Linked DNA regions of Homo sapiens: region 1 is linked to region 2. A link is an interaction called in ENCODE POLR2A ChIA-PET data of the cell type or tissue named here. Cell type or tissue: IMR-90. All regions are shown on one strand. Each heading gives the region's core, and the rest is flanking DNA. Links, peaks and the distances in the headings are about the cores only.

What was found. ChIA-PET counts read pairs that join two places held together with the same protein. Peaks named below come from ENCODE experiments on the same cell type or tissue, not always from the same donor. Only the 100,000 strongest peaks of a DNase experiment are listed, where the experiment ranks them.
Region 1: POLR2A ChIA-PET joins it to region 2 with 5 read pairs; 2 of 35 experiments call an interaction of 5 or more read pairs at or near these places.

Annotation. Positions count from the first base shown.
Region 1 is chr18:7,158,515-7,166,014 of GRCh38, forward strand. No RefSeq gene overlaps it. Among named protein-coding and RNA genes, the nearest start is that of LAMA1, 44 kb to the left of the region's middle. RefSeq lists an enhancer at 1-198. In IMR-90, for the core only: no CTCF peak of the experiment used is centred there; a DNase peak (open chromatin) is centred at 3,367.
Region 2 is chr18:7,300,170-7,307,669 of GRCh38, forward strand. LOC124900409 (small nucleolar RNA SNORA48) reads right to left here and starts at 984; the gene lies at 851-984. In IMR-90, for the core only: no CTCF peak of the experiment used is centred there; no DNase peak of the experiment used is centred there.

The DNA of each region.
Region 1 (7,500 bases), core at 1,197-6,196, 140 kb before region 2:
CCTCCTTTCAGATATCAGCCATGGTTTCATGGTTTGCATCCCAGGATAGAACACCAGGAAGCTCTGGTACTCTGGCTTCCCAGGCTGGATTATTTGGGGGATATTCTCATAATAGAGGCAATAAAGTGGACCCAGAACAGGCCTTGAATGGCCCAAGCTCAAATCTCCACCCTGCCACTTACTATCAGTTACACCCAACATCTCTGAGCTGCAGTTTTTTAAATCTGTAAAACGGGATCCCTAATGCCTGTCTAGAAAAGTTGTTATCATTAAGTATGATATCCATAAGTATTATATATATATAATAGATAATCAGGAAGTTATGTTTGTTATTATCTCTATGTTACTTTCTCTATGTCTGTACCTGTATTTGTGTCTATGTCTATATCTATATGTTATAGCTTTATCTACATGAATCTATATATGGAGTAAACTTATTTATGTTAAGAGCTTTATTGAGATATAATTTATATACAATTAAATCCATTTATTTTTTAAGAGTACAACTCAATGACTTTTAATAGTAAATTTACTAGTTATGCAACCATTGTTACAATAATGTTAAAACATTTTTATCACCCCCCCAGAAAAAACCTCATGGACATTTGCACTCACTAGAGTAAACTCTTTACCAAGACATTTACACTCATGAAAAGTTTTGTTAGAATTTTGTATGAAAAAAAATTTTTTTTCTTTTTATTTTTTTGAGAGGGAGTCTCACTCTGTCACCAGGCTGGAGTGCAGTGGCACAATCTCAGCTCACTGCAACCTCTGCCTCCCAGGTTCAAGCAATTCTCCTGCCTCAGCCTCCTGAGTAGCTGGGACCACAGGCACACGCCACTATGCCCAGGTAATTTTTGTATTTTTAGTACAGATGGGGTTTCACCATGTTGGCCAGGATGGTCTCGATCTCTTGACCTCATGATCCGCCTGCTTCAGCCTCCCAAAGTGCTGGGATTACAGGTGTGAGCCACTACACCCAGCAAAAAAAATTTTAAAGTGATTAGTTTATATATATATATATATATATATATATATATATATATATATATATATTTAAATTATACTTTAAGTTCTAGGGTACATGTGCACAACGTGCAGGTTTGTTACATGTGTATACATGTGCCATGTTGGTGTGCTGCACCCATTAACTCGTCATTTACATTAGGTATCTCTCCTAATGCTATCCCTCCCCCCTCCCCCCTTTATTTGTGAGATGTGAGATGATGAACTTAATACAAATTCAAAAGGAAAAAAGGAGTATACAAGTGATGTCTCCCTCAGGGTTTCTCTCAGTTAACATTAGTTGCCTCTAAAAAGAACTGCTTGAAATCCCAGAGAGGTAGACAGAGATTTTAAACTCAAGGATGTATGCTGATTTTATCAAATTCTTTTTCGTCATCTAGAAGTGTGCTGTTCAATAAGGTAACCATTACCTCCTGTGGCTGGCTCACAAACACTTGAAATTTGGCTAGTGTGATTGAGGAACTGAATTTTTAATTTAATTTTAATTAAACTAAATTTTAAGACTGATAATTCAGTTACTGAAAAACTCAAGTATGTTTGCAACTTGGATATATACACCTACTTTTTTGTATCATAAACTTCACTAAATCTTAATGCAGATCAAGCTTTTCCAATGAAAATTTTGTGTCTGAATTGCGGTGAGCTAGGACAGTACATTTTAGATATATTGGGTTAAATAAAATATCATTAAAATTTGTTTTATCTGTTGCTTTTTACTTATTTGAAATGTGGCTTCTAGAATATCTAAAATTACCCACGTGGTTCACTTTATCTTCCTATTGGACATGCTGCTCTAGAGAGATATCATATGCTTTTTCTCATTTTATCTATTATTATGGTGAAATATATTAGTGTATTTTCTAATAATTTTTCTCTTTTTGCATTTCTGGCATAACCACCACTTGGTCATGGCATTCTGAATTATTTACCATAATTCTTTATTCTTTATTTAGCTCCTTTGGCCTTAATATTCATATGTAAGATTGGTCTTTAGTTTTATTGGGCTATCATCACACATCTGGAAGCTGTTCCTGTCTAGTCTTGACATTATTTAAATAACATAGAAGATATTGTTCTTTGGGCCCGGCGTGGTGGCCCATGCACTTTGGGAGGCTGAGGCGGGTGGATCACTTGAGGTCAGGAGTTCGAGACTAGCCTGGCCAACACGGTGAAACCCTATTTCTACTCAAAATACAAAAAATTAGCCGGGTGTGGTGGCTCATGCCTGTAATCCCAGCTACTCAGGAGGCTGAGACAGGAGAATCACTTGAACCTGGAAGGCAGAGGTTGTAGTGAGCCAAGATCGTGCCATTGCACTCCAGCCTGGACAACAGAGTGAGACTTCATCTCAAAAAAAAAAAAAAAAAAAAAGGCCGGGGGCAGTGGCTCACGCCTGTAAACCCAGCATTTTGGGAGGCCGAGGTGGGCGTCACGAGGTCAGGAGATCAAAACCATCCTGGCTAACACGGTGAAACCCCGTCTCTACTAAAAAATACAAAAAAATTTAGCCGGGTGTGATGGTGGGTGCCTGTAGTCCCAGCTACTCAGGAGGCTGAGGCAGGAGAATGTTGTGAACCCGGGAGGCGGAGCTTGCAGTGAGCGGAGATCGCACCACTGCACTCCAGCCTGGGCGACAGAGTGAGACTCCGTCTCAAAAAAAAAAAAAAAAAAAATGGGACCTTAGAGAGATGATTAGGTGATAAGGGCTCTGCTCTCACGAAGGAATTAATGTCATTATCTCAGGAATGGGATTTTCATAAGTTAGGGAGTTCTGCCCACTTTTTCTCCCTCTCTCTCAGTGTCTCTCACCACATGATGCCCTTCTGCCATCTTAGGATGCAGCAAGAAGGCCCTTGCCAGATGCAGCTTTCAGTCTTGGACGTCCCAGCTTCTGTGAGCCAAACAGATCTCTTTTTAAAAATAAAATTACCTAGTCTGTATATTGTGTTTTAGCAGCAGAATACGAACAGGGTGGCCCAGTTTGAGTATCATTGCACCTAGGACCCTGAACCAGGCTTCTCTAGCTCCACTCTCATGCTCAGTTGCTGACTACACATTCTCTCTAGGGGTCCCCCTGTCCCTTCAACAATCAGGCTTCTGTCAAATCTGGCTTCACCCAAATTCATTCAACAAATTTACTCATGTGTGAACCCCAGTGATTAATAAGCTCAAATTGTTTGCTAGGTGTCTCTCTAGCCACTGTGCAAATCTCTGGATACAAATGTTTGTCCTGGAGACAGGATACTGGCTAACTCTCTTGAAGCCACATTCCAAATGGAAATTGGAGGAAGGGTCATATCCTCCAGCTCCCACCAAACTAATACACCCTGTTACAAAAGAATGTGGTTACTCAGTCTATCAACTTTGCTTTGGGTTCAGGATGTTGCACAACATACTGGTGAGATGTTAGAGGGAAAAGAAGAGAAAAGTTAGATACTAGAAACCCTCCCAGAGGGATTCTTCTGAAGAGAGATTCTTCTATAGCTCTACAATTATTAGGGCCTTAGGCTTGAGAGTCAAGTGAGTTGATATATGTAAAGCACTTAGGGTAGTGACAGGCACATAGTAAGAGCTATGAAAGTCTAGTTATTTATTTATTTATTTATTTATTTATTTATTTATTTATTTATTATTTTGAGACGGAGTCTCTCTCTGTCACCCAGGCTGGAGTGCAGTGGCACGATCTCAGCTCAGTGCAAACTGTGCCTCCCAGGTTCATGCCATTCTCCTGCCTCAGCCTCTCGAGTAGCTGGGACTACAGGTGCCCGCCACCACGCCCAGCTAATTTTTTTTGTATTTTTAGTAGAGACGGGGTTTCACCTTGTTAGCCAGGATGTTCTCAATCTCCTGACCTCGTGATCTGCCTGCCTCCCAAAGTGCTGGGATTACAGGCGTGAGCCACCGCGCCCAGCCAAGTTTAGTTATTTTTATCTCCATGCTCGGCATCACCGCTCCCTGTCCTGCCACCATGGGAATGTGGGCCCATCCCAGCACAGCCTCCTTCCTCCTGCTGCCAAGGCTGCTTAGGTTCCACACCTGAGTCAGGAAAGTCCCAAATCCACCATGTTCAGAGAAGATACTTTCAGTTTCCAGCCCCATGACAGCCCTTAGGGTAGTTCACAAATACTCTTCTTTGCCTTCTTCAGGGACCTGGTAGGATTATAATTCCTCATGTCTTTTGATGTCCCATGTGGGCATGCGACTCTCTTGGCCAACAAAACCTGGAAGGAGTTAACTTGTGTTGCTTCTGGATGGAAGTTTTAAGAGGCCATGTGTGAGTCGCCACAACCCCTTATCACTGCTGCAGCGATTGTGAACTTGTGTCCAGCCAGAGCTTCCATCAGCCCAGGACCCCGAGAGATGGCACTGAGTTCGGCCCCAGCTGACCTGCACTGATGTGTGGTGTCAGTGAAAACAAACCTTTAGTGTATGAGGTCCCTGGGATTTGGGGGTTGCTCCTGCAACGTAATGAGCCTACCATGAATGACACACCCCTAATGAGGCTTGTATGAAATGTGATAGGCTTGAATTAAATCCCACACACTGGGATTGAGAAAGGGGGAGACTCAAACTAATGTTCATCCTTCTCAACAAAGTGCAGGTCCCTGTGTCATCTCAGGCATATGTGAGTATATCCCTGTCCTCGGGAGCCTTCCACATGCCCCCATTACAGCTCTTCCACACTTCCACACAGGTGGTTGTTTGTTGCCTGTCTGATTCTCCTCTACAACTATGAGCTCCCAAAAGGCAGCAATGATATATTTTTACCCAACCATCCAATGAACTTTTTTTTTTTTTTTTTTTTTTTTTTTTTGAGATGGAGTCTCACTCTTTCGCCCAGGCTGGAGTGCAGTGGAAAGATCTTCGCCCACTGCAACCTCTGCCTCCTGGTTTCAGGTGATTCTGCTGCCTCAGCCTCCGGAGTAGCTGGGATTACAGGTGCGTGCCACCACACTCAGCTAATTTTTTATAGTTTTGAGTAGAGACAGGGTTTCACCATGCTGGACAGGCTGGTCTCGAACTCCTGACCTCAAGTGATCTGCCTGCCTTGGCCTCCCAAGTGCTAGGATTATTGGCGTGAGCCACCCCACCCGGCCCCAATGAACTTTTAATCAAGTTCCTTAACAGGTCTGTGCTTCAGTTTCCTTATCTATAAAACACAAATAATAATCATACTTAGCTCAGAGTTGCAGTGAGAATTTGATTGAATAAATGAACCAATACATTTGAATGGTAGTTAAATCACTATTAGGGCAGTGCCTGCCACATAAGCCATACTATGTAAGTGTTACCTTTTATTTTATCATTTCTGTTTGAAGGACTCTTGATTCCTGAATTATCTGTGTAAACCATTGCACTCTGCGTAGTCCCAGCACTGTGCCTTACAGATGAAGCAGCTGTGGTTCAAGGGACAAAAGAGGCAAGAATGAACGGTTCCAGGATTTCCGGCTTGGGGAACCTGGTGGGCGTTATGCCTTCAGCCAAGAAAAAGAAAGTAAGAGGGATAGATTTAAGGGGGATACTGAACTGACTTTGGATGTGTTGAGTTTTAGGCGCCTGCAGGTCATCTAGACGGAGATGACTGATAGGCATTTAGGCAGGTGGATTTGGAAGTAAGCCGAGAGATGGGGTGTGGGGGGAGCAGATGTAGACGCATGTGTCATCAGCATGTCCATGGCAGGTAAAGTCGTGGGATTCGAGGGACAAGGACTGAGGACCGCCCCCATGGGGAGAACCTATAGTCAAGGAGAGGTGGGAGGAACAAAAATGAGCCTGCCACTGGGATGGCAGAGACAACATTTACTATAAACTCAAAATAAAAAGAAAAACATGGACTTTTGACTGTTCTGGGAAATTGCATAAACTCAAAGTTCTCTCCCTATAATCTCTTAGAATATGTGTGTGAAGAGATTCTCTACAACATGGGAGTGTGCACAAGCTGCTCTGAGCTTGCCACACCGCATCCCACGAGGACAGGGTGGTGCCTGGGCTGACCTCAGGCCTGGGAGGCACATCATTCTCGTTTCTGAACGATAAAATGTTGTTCAGAGCTAAAGAACACAGTTTTCTCCCTTCACCCCTCCCAATCGTTTTAAATGAAAAAGCATTATAGCCATGCATAATGTCTCTTCTCATTAAAGTTTAATCCTAATCTGCAATAAGTCATACTGAACACATACTAATGCAGTAATTGTGGGTTTGGGTGTGAAAGAGAATTCAGTCTTCACGTGTTCTGGACCACGACAGTTTACTCCGAGCCCCAATAGATGGCACTGCTGATGCATGCAGCAGGAGAAACCAAGCATGGCTTCCTGAGTGGAACCAGAGTGATTCTACTACTTCATCTGTCTTTGGTAATAATCTATCATCCCCCAAGAAACATTATCTCCAGATGCAGTTTCTTATTCTGTATTCCATGTGGCACACTTAGAACCTGCTGCCCCACCAAACCCTGTCCCCCACCTTGGATCCTTCTCCTAAGGTTTTGGGCAAAAGAGCTCCTCTTCCTTTTCAGTGGTAGCTGCCTAGAATTGCCTTCCTCTCCTTCTTTTCCTTCTGCTTCCCTCTTCCTCACAACCCTACAGCTGTCCAAAAGCAGCCAGAGCCTGTGACCCCCATCACTTGTCCTCCTGGGTGCCCAGCCTGGCAGACGTCACCTGCAGATACCTGGCCTGCACTCTGGAAGCACACGCCCCCTACCATGTGGGAAGGTAATATCTTCTTTCAGATATCACATTGTTTGGCCAGTCATCAAATGCATCATTTTACTTCAACCAGATTAGGAGTTCAGTGGTTCTGGGGGGCTGGGGGAACACGGCCACCAATCCTAACAACCCTATCACTCAGTGAGTCCCAAACCCAAAGGCGGTGATTGGCTGAGATAAAATGGGATCACAGCTAGGTGACTGCATCACACAGTAAGTGCTGTGACAGGGCTGTAAGGAAAATGCCATAAGGGAATTCCTTATTCCTCCAGGTGAAGGCTGAAGCAAGGCATAGTGAAGGAGGTGATATTGAGCATGATCTATGAAGAGCCGTTCAGCAGAAGGAGTGGGGAGTGTAGGGACAGGAGGCAGTGCCCACCAAGACCACAGTGTGCTTCTGGCCTGGGAGGCTAGGAAGCTTGATGTAAAGTGAGTAGATTGACCAATGGGAAGAAGGGAGAGGGGGCTGAGGACAGACTGAGCAACCTTGAGTGCCCCTCGGTCCTTAGGCTTGAACGCTAAGCTATGAGGAGCCAGCAAAGGTTTTCCAGGTCAAGAGTTGAGTGTGTCCCCCTCAAAAAGATATAAAGTCCTAGCCTCCATACCTTAGAATGCGACGTAATTTGGAAAAAGGGCTGTTGCAGATGTGGTTAGTTAAGGTAAGGTGAGGTCATACTGAAGTATGTGGGCCTTTAATCCCAAACAACTGGTGCTCCTATGAGAGGAGAAAAGACCCAGACACACAGGGTGGGAGGGCCACAAGGCAATG
Region 2 (7,500 bases), core at 1,724-6,723:
GGAATTCTTTAAGATTCTTTTTTTCTTTTTTGAGATGGACTCTTGCTCTGTCACCCAGGCTGGAGTGCAATGATACGATTTTGGCTCACTGCAACCCGTCTCCCAGGTTCAAGCAATTCTCCTGCTTCAGCCTCCCAAGTAGCTGGAACTACAAGCACCCACCACCACACCCAACTAATTTTTGTATTTTTAGTAGAGATGGAGTTTCACCATGTTGGCCAGGCTGGTCTTGAACTCTTGACCTCAGGTGATCCTCCCGCCTTGGCCTCCCAAAGTGCTAGGATCACAGGCGTGAGCCACTGTGCCTAGCTGGAATTCATTAAGATTCTTGAATGTGTAGATTGATTTTTTAAATCAAATTTGTGTAGTTTTCAGTTTATTTCTTTAAATATTCTTTCTTCTCCTTTTGTCTCTCCTCTCCTTCTGTGACTTCCATTTTACCTGTATTGGTACACTTGATGATGTCCTATAGGTATACGAGACTGTTTATTTTCCTTCATTCTTTTTTCCTTTTATTTTTCAAACTAGGTAATCTCAAATGACCTGTCTTAAAGTTCACTGATTCTTTCTTTTACGAGCTCAAATCTCCTTTGAATATGATGATAATTTTTCATATTTTGATTATTTTCATTTTCAACTCCAGGATTTCTACTTAGTTCTTTTTAAATAATTTTCTTCTCTTTATTGATATTGTCTATTTGGTGAAACCATTCTCATACATATCTTTAATTATTTGAACGTAGTTTCTTTTAGTTTTTGAGCCTATTTATAGCACCTAATTTAAAGTCTTTGTCTAGTAAGTCTGTTGTCTATGCTTCCTCAGGGAAAGTTTGTATTTACTGTGTTCCCCTAGTGTGTCCAAGGCATGAACCAGGCATGGGCACAGACAAAAGGCCAAGCTGAAATAAACAAGGGGTTGCTTTGTCCCTGGCTGATATGAGATGAATGTCACAGCCAGATGCCACTCTACCCAGGTCAGAGGCATTGACTGCTTTTCTACCTGTGTATGAGTCATACATTCCAATTTTTGTCTGTTTCATTTTGTTGTTGTTGAAAACTGGGCATTTAAAATAATAGAATGTGGCAACTATGGATATCAGATTACCCACCCTTCCCCAGGTTTTCTTGTTGCAGGTATTGTTGTTTGTTTGCCTAGTTACTTTCCTTTTTCATTTTTCTTAGATGGAGTCTCACTCTGTTTGTCCAGGCTGGAGTGCAGTGATGCAATCTTGGCTCACTGCAACCTCCCCCTCCTGGATTGAAGCGATTCTCCTGCCTCAGCTTCCTGAGTAGCTGGGATTACAGGCATGCACTATGCACTACCATGCCCAGCTAACTTTTGTTTTTGTTTTTTCTTTTCTTTTCTTTTTTTTTGAGACAGAGTCTCGCTCTGTCGCCCAGGCTGGAGTGCAGTGGCACGATCTTGGCTCACTGCAAGCTCCGCCTCCCAGGTTCACGCCATTCTCCTGCCTCAGCCTCCTGAGTAGCTGGGACTACAGGTGCCTGCCACCATGTCCGGCTAATTTTTTGTATTTTTAGTGGAGACAGGGTTTCACCGTGTTAGCCAGGATGGTCTCCATTTCCTGACCTTGTGATCCACCTGCCTTGGCCTCCCAAAGTGCTGGGATTTACCGGCATGAGCCACCGTGCCCGGCCAAGCTTTTTATTTTTTGTATCTCTAAAAATGTGGCTGGGTGTGGTGGCTCATGCCTGTAATCCCAGCACTTTGGGGGGCCGAGGTGGGCAGATCATGAGGTCAGGAGATTGAGACCATCCTGGCTGACATGGCGAAACCCCATCTCCACTAAAAATACAAAAAAATTAGCTGGGCTTGGTGGAGGGCGCCTGTAGTCCCAGCTACTCGGGAGGCTGAGGCAGGAGAATGGTGTGAACCCGGGAGGCAGAGCTTGCAGTGAGCCTAGATGGCACCACTGCACTCTAGCCTGGGCAACAGAAGGAGACTCCATCTCAAAAATAAATAAATAAATAAAAAATTGTGGGCTTAGATGTATTTTTTAATTAAGTTTTATTATTTTTTATTTATTATTATTATTTTTTGAGACAGAGTCTCACTCTGTCGCCCAGGCTGGAGTGCAGTGGCGCAATCTCAGCTCACTGCAAGCTCTGCCTCTCGGGTTCACGCCATTCACCTGCCTCAGATTCCCGAGTAGCTGGGACAACAGGCACCCGCCACCACACCCAGCTAATTTTTTTTTTAAATTTTTATTTTTAGTAGAGATGGGGTTTCACTGTGTTTGCCAGATGGTCTTGATCTCCTGACCTCATGATCTGCCTGCCTCGGCCTCCCAAAGTGTGGGGATTACAGGCATGAGCCACCACTCCTAGCCTAAATTTTATTTTTTTAATAGAAAAATAATTATACATATTCATGGGGGTACATAGTGATGTTTTCATATGTATATAACGTGATAACGTGTAGTAATCAGATCAGGATAATTATCCTTTTAAGCTTTTTTGTCAGCATCTTGTTAGTCCTAACTGCTAACATTGCCACAGGAATCTCCAATATTAAACAATTGTTGCTGATTGTTTTCTGCAAATTACCTAGAGGTAGAACTGTTCACAGAGATGGAACTCGGAGTCAGGTGAAATAAAGGCAAGTCTTGAAAAACTGAGTTTTTCAGTGACTTTCTAGACAGGTCAAATAGTGACAGTTCTCTAGGGATGGGGCTTTAGGGGAACTCCAGCCCTGATCTGTCTCCTCTAGTGGCTGCTGGTTTTCAAGAGGGGCATGGGATTAGGGCAAGTAAAGATGCCACAAACCTGTTCTGACGAGATTCTGCTGTTTTTCTTGAATAAACCCTCCTCAGATTGTTGCAAGCCTTTAGTTAATTTCCAGAATTCCAACAAAATTGATTTTGGCAATTCTTGGTAGTGTTTTTATTTCTTTTATAGGAGAGTAGATATACAAAAGGCTTTGCTGTTCTGGAAAACTGAATCTTGCAATGCAAGTAAAAGTCAAGCATGCAGAGAAGGCAATAAAGAGCATCCCAGGAAGTGGGGCTAGCAGAGGAGAGGTAGAAGCCTCAGAGAGGGTGGCTCATGAAGTGTGGCTCAGTGTGGCTGAGACGGAGGGTTCCCTTGGGAATGCACACAGAAGATAAAGATGGGGATTTAAGCAGTGACAAAACCCAAGGGGCCTTTATTCCAGGTTATTTTTCTCTGGCTTTTAACATTTAAGATTTTAGATTATAATAGGGAAAATCTGTGGTTCCAGGATAGTTCTTTCATTTGTCACCTATTTGCCTCCAGTTGCATCACACCACCTAGCTCCTGGGCTCTGTAGATCACAATCTGCCACCCATCCTCTCTTCTCCTCCCCAGGAATGAGAAAACACCAGCAGAACTGGGCCCACTGCCTCATGCTGACTGCTGGGAAGAATCTGGCACTTAGCCCTTGCCTCAGAATGTCCTTTCCTCCCTAAAGCCCATAGAATCAGAATGCACTTTCTCGGGGTGAATGTACAGATGATTTGTTAGGTAAATTGGCAGAAACCTTAAGATTACAAGCAGAAAGATAGAGGGTCATCAGACTGTGCTTGCAGAGCTGGAAGAAGCTGTCTTCCACATTACAGGTTTTCCCCTCCTATTTTCCCTTACGCTAACCCTGAAAACCTTCTTAATTTGGTAGCATGCCCAACCCACAATCTGCCTTTCACCCTTACAGATTTATGGCAAGCTGTATTTCACCTAAGAAATGTAAGCTGTGAAGAGATTATTGTGTGGGGATCCGATCTGGTCCAAATCCTTCTGATCCACCACTATGGACAAGTTGCTCCTAACCTTCCTCTCTGTTATCTCGTCTCCTCTTCTGTCAGATGACAATGATAATCCCCACCCCTTGCTGACCTAATACAGTCTAATACAGACTTTAGGAAAGTGACTTGAAATCAGAAAACTGTAAGCTCCTTGACAAAAAGTTCCCACTTAAAGACAGGCTTTCTCCTTATCCTTACAAGCATGATTTCCGGCTTAACACGGATTTACAAATACCATGAGTTCCAGTTCTGAACTGTGTAGCTCTGCCCTTGAACATCCACAGGGGAAGAAATGCTTATTATTGTCGGGATTTCAGTCCAGATGAGAGAGTGCTAACTGCAGCAAGTGAGAAGGGCGGCGAGTGGGGAGGAGACCACGGGCCTGCTCCCAGCTGCACCCCTCACTCATCCCAAACATACCAGGCATTGTGTTCCAAACCAGATTCTGCCCATTAGATCCATGTGGGAGAAGGGAGCTCTGCTTTTTTTTTTTTTTCGTTTAAACATAAGTAGTTTCACAAATAAAGTTCTTGCTTAAACTTTATTTAGCTATCATCCAAGTAAGCTTTCTGGGAAAAACACCCATGAGCCCTGCTGCTGCAAGCCCCTCATGCCTCTGTGTGGGGTGAGTGAGCAGGTCTGAATTTTTTTGTTTGCTTGTTTGTTTTTGAGACAGAGTCTCACTCTGTCACCCAGGCTGAAGTGCAGTGGCATGATCTCGGCTCACTGCAACCTCTGCATCCCAGGTTCAAGCGATTCTCCTGCCTCAGCCTCCTAAGTAGCTGGGATTACAGGCACCCACCACCATATCCAGCTAATTTGTTTATTTTTAATAGAGACAGGGTTTCACCATGTTAGCCAGGATGGTCTCGATCTCCTGACCTCATGATCCACCCACCTCGGCCTCCCAAAGTGCTGGGATTACAGGCGTGAGCCACCACGCCCAGCCAGGTCTGAGTTTTACATTGTGCCCAGGTAGTGATGTGGAGGAGATTTGAGGGGAGCAGGCCCCACACCAGGGAGTTCACACGGGATGCTGTTAGATCCACCTGGCTGGGAGTATAGGAACAGAGGGAAGGGACAAACTCCAAAATCTTTAGGAGATTCAGTCAACCAATTTCATGACTTCTGGGTTGGGACAGAGTGGGAGAGGAAAGAGCTGGGATAGGCCTCGGGTTCTGGTTTGAGTCCCATCCACCAAAACAATGAATGAGCCGGAGAAGGAAGAGGACCTTGGTTTAGAACGTGTCAAAGCTGGGTGTTTCTGGGATGGTCAAGCGACTGGATTCCATAGGCAGATGGACATAGAAAGGGTTAAAGGCTGTTTTTGTTGTTTTGCTTTATTTTTTAGAATAATCATCATTGTAACACCAATCCTTATTAATTCAGGTCATCTTCACAACAAGATACAGATTCTATTATCCTGCTGATAGGCTGTGGGAAAACTGCTGGTAGAGAGGAAGAAGCTGGCAATGGGCGTGCCAGCTGATGATGAGTGGAACAAAGTCCACGAGGAGTGGGAGGTGGAAGCTCGGACGGAGCAGGTGGCAAAGGGGAACTCATCCACTGAGACATTAGGAAAGAAGACGTCAGTGTGTTCACATGCGGGGCCTAACCTGGTGGTTGGATGTTCTTGTCAAAAGAGGAATAATGAAGTGGATGGGCTTGGGCAGGGGCCTTGAGGGCAACAGTGAGGTGTGGGCAGCCTCTGAAGGCAGTGATTGAGGGGCCAGGCAGGAGCCCGTGCATTTGCTGTGGCTGTTTTATGCTGCAGACTGGGAGGGAGGAGAGCAGAGATGGCTGGCCGCCTAGCCCAGCTCCACCCACCCTCTTTCTTTCCTTCTGTTTGGAGAGGCGATGTGACCAGCCCAAACTTCTACGTGTCTCAGCCTCTCTTGCATCCAGGGAAGGCCTGTGTCAGAGTTCTGGCCAATGGGGTGGACACAGAAGTCCTTAGCTTGTCTTTCCAGAAAAGATTTTCTTTTAAATTGGTTTGTGTTTTGTTTGTGGGAATGCTCAGCTGGCACATGCCCTTTGCCCTTTACCCTTCCTTCCCCTTTCCTGCCTGGAATGCAGATGCAGTGCTGGAGGTGAAGCAGCCACATGGTGACCAGGAGGCAACAAGCATGAAGACAAAAGCCACATGCTAACAAAGACTGAATGAAGAGAAAGAGCCTGTTGGGAGCATTCTATGTATACTTGTTAGCCCTGTAGATTTCTTTTATGGGGGAATAAAATAAAACCTCCATTTAATGAAGCCACTGATGTCAGCTTTTATTACACACAGCCAATTGTAGGGTCAACTGATATGGAAGGGAAAACAGATTGTGGTGATGCTCTAGGACTAGGGGTCTGCAAGACAGGGCAAAAGGGGGTGGAGTGTCTTGGTGAAATAGAGGATTTATAATCAACTGTGGGGCCTAGACAGATTAGGGAAGAACAAGAGGCCTACAGAAAGCTAGGAAGCTGGAGGCATGGGGGTAAACTGCACATAGGAGTCTGTAAGCTTATTGTGGGAAGATCTGGGTGCTACGAGAGGGCAGGAACTTGGAACTTGGAACTTGGAACTGGCTGTTGATTCTGGTGTGGCCTATGACAGGTGTGACAAGACCTAGGATGGATGCAAGAGACATGCAGGTCACTGTGAAGCCATGGAAGCCAGAACTTACTCCAAGCAGGGCTCACAATGGGCAACCTTCTTGCGGATGCCTGAGACAGCTCAGTCAAGGTCAAAGCCAATTGCCCCTCCTTTCAAACCATGGCGGGCTTGTCGTAACTTCCTCAGTCCCACTGGGTGTCCTTTGGCTCTGTTCTTAGCCTGGCTTACCCTTCTCTTCTCTCCCCATCAAAGATAATTCCCACGGCAAGAGCATTAGTGGATATTTTTCAGAAACTGGCAAGGCTCTGTCAGTAATGTTTCCCTAGGACTGCAAATTTAAGCCAGTCTCCAAAACTCAGTAACCTGGTAGTAAATCATTATACTCTATTTTCCAAAGAAAATGTCACTTCTAGGATGGATATCCACTTTTGGCTCTTCATAAAATGACCAATGACCCCATAATAAGACAGCCACTATAGAAACCAAGCCAAATCTGGATGAGTAACAGAGGGAGATATTAGTGGAGTGTGTACATTAAGGGCCTGGCTGTGCCCACTCTTGCCCACAGCCCCTAATCAGCCAGTTGGCCCCTGAGAGCACCTAGGCCCTGCGCTGGTTTGATGGAAGCACTCCTACTCTCTCGTCCTCTGTGCCATTAGTCCTCTCCTTGTTTCTAACTTGTAACCAAAACAGTAACGTCCTCACAGCAGCTCCCTGTGTTCCTGCCAGCAAGGGCTCTACGGCAGTCTCGAGAATCTTCTGAAATCTCTCTTCAGACCCATTAGCTGGAGAGTGATAAAGCTCCAAGCTGTAAGACTGGGTGATTTGTTACCCGAGAAACATTTCATTTTAATTCTTTAAGAAATTGCTCAGAGTGATTCTTGGGGAAAAAGAAAAAAACAAAAAAATCCCATAGTTGAATCTTTTCATAGTCAAAACCACTTGCTGTTAAAATCATTGACTACATTTTTTCTGGAATGCTTGACTGATTACACTTGCCCTTCTCCAGAAATATTGACGGTTTCTCAGGCTATGTTGGTTCCCCAAGCACACATAACACAATCCTTGGCAAAATCACTAAAGGAATCATTTATATGGGCTAGAAGACTGCAGCTCTGCCTG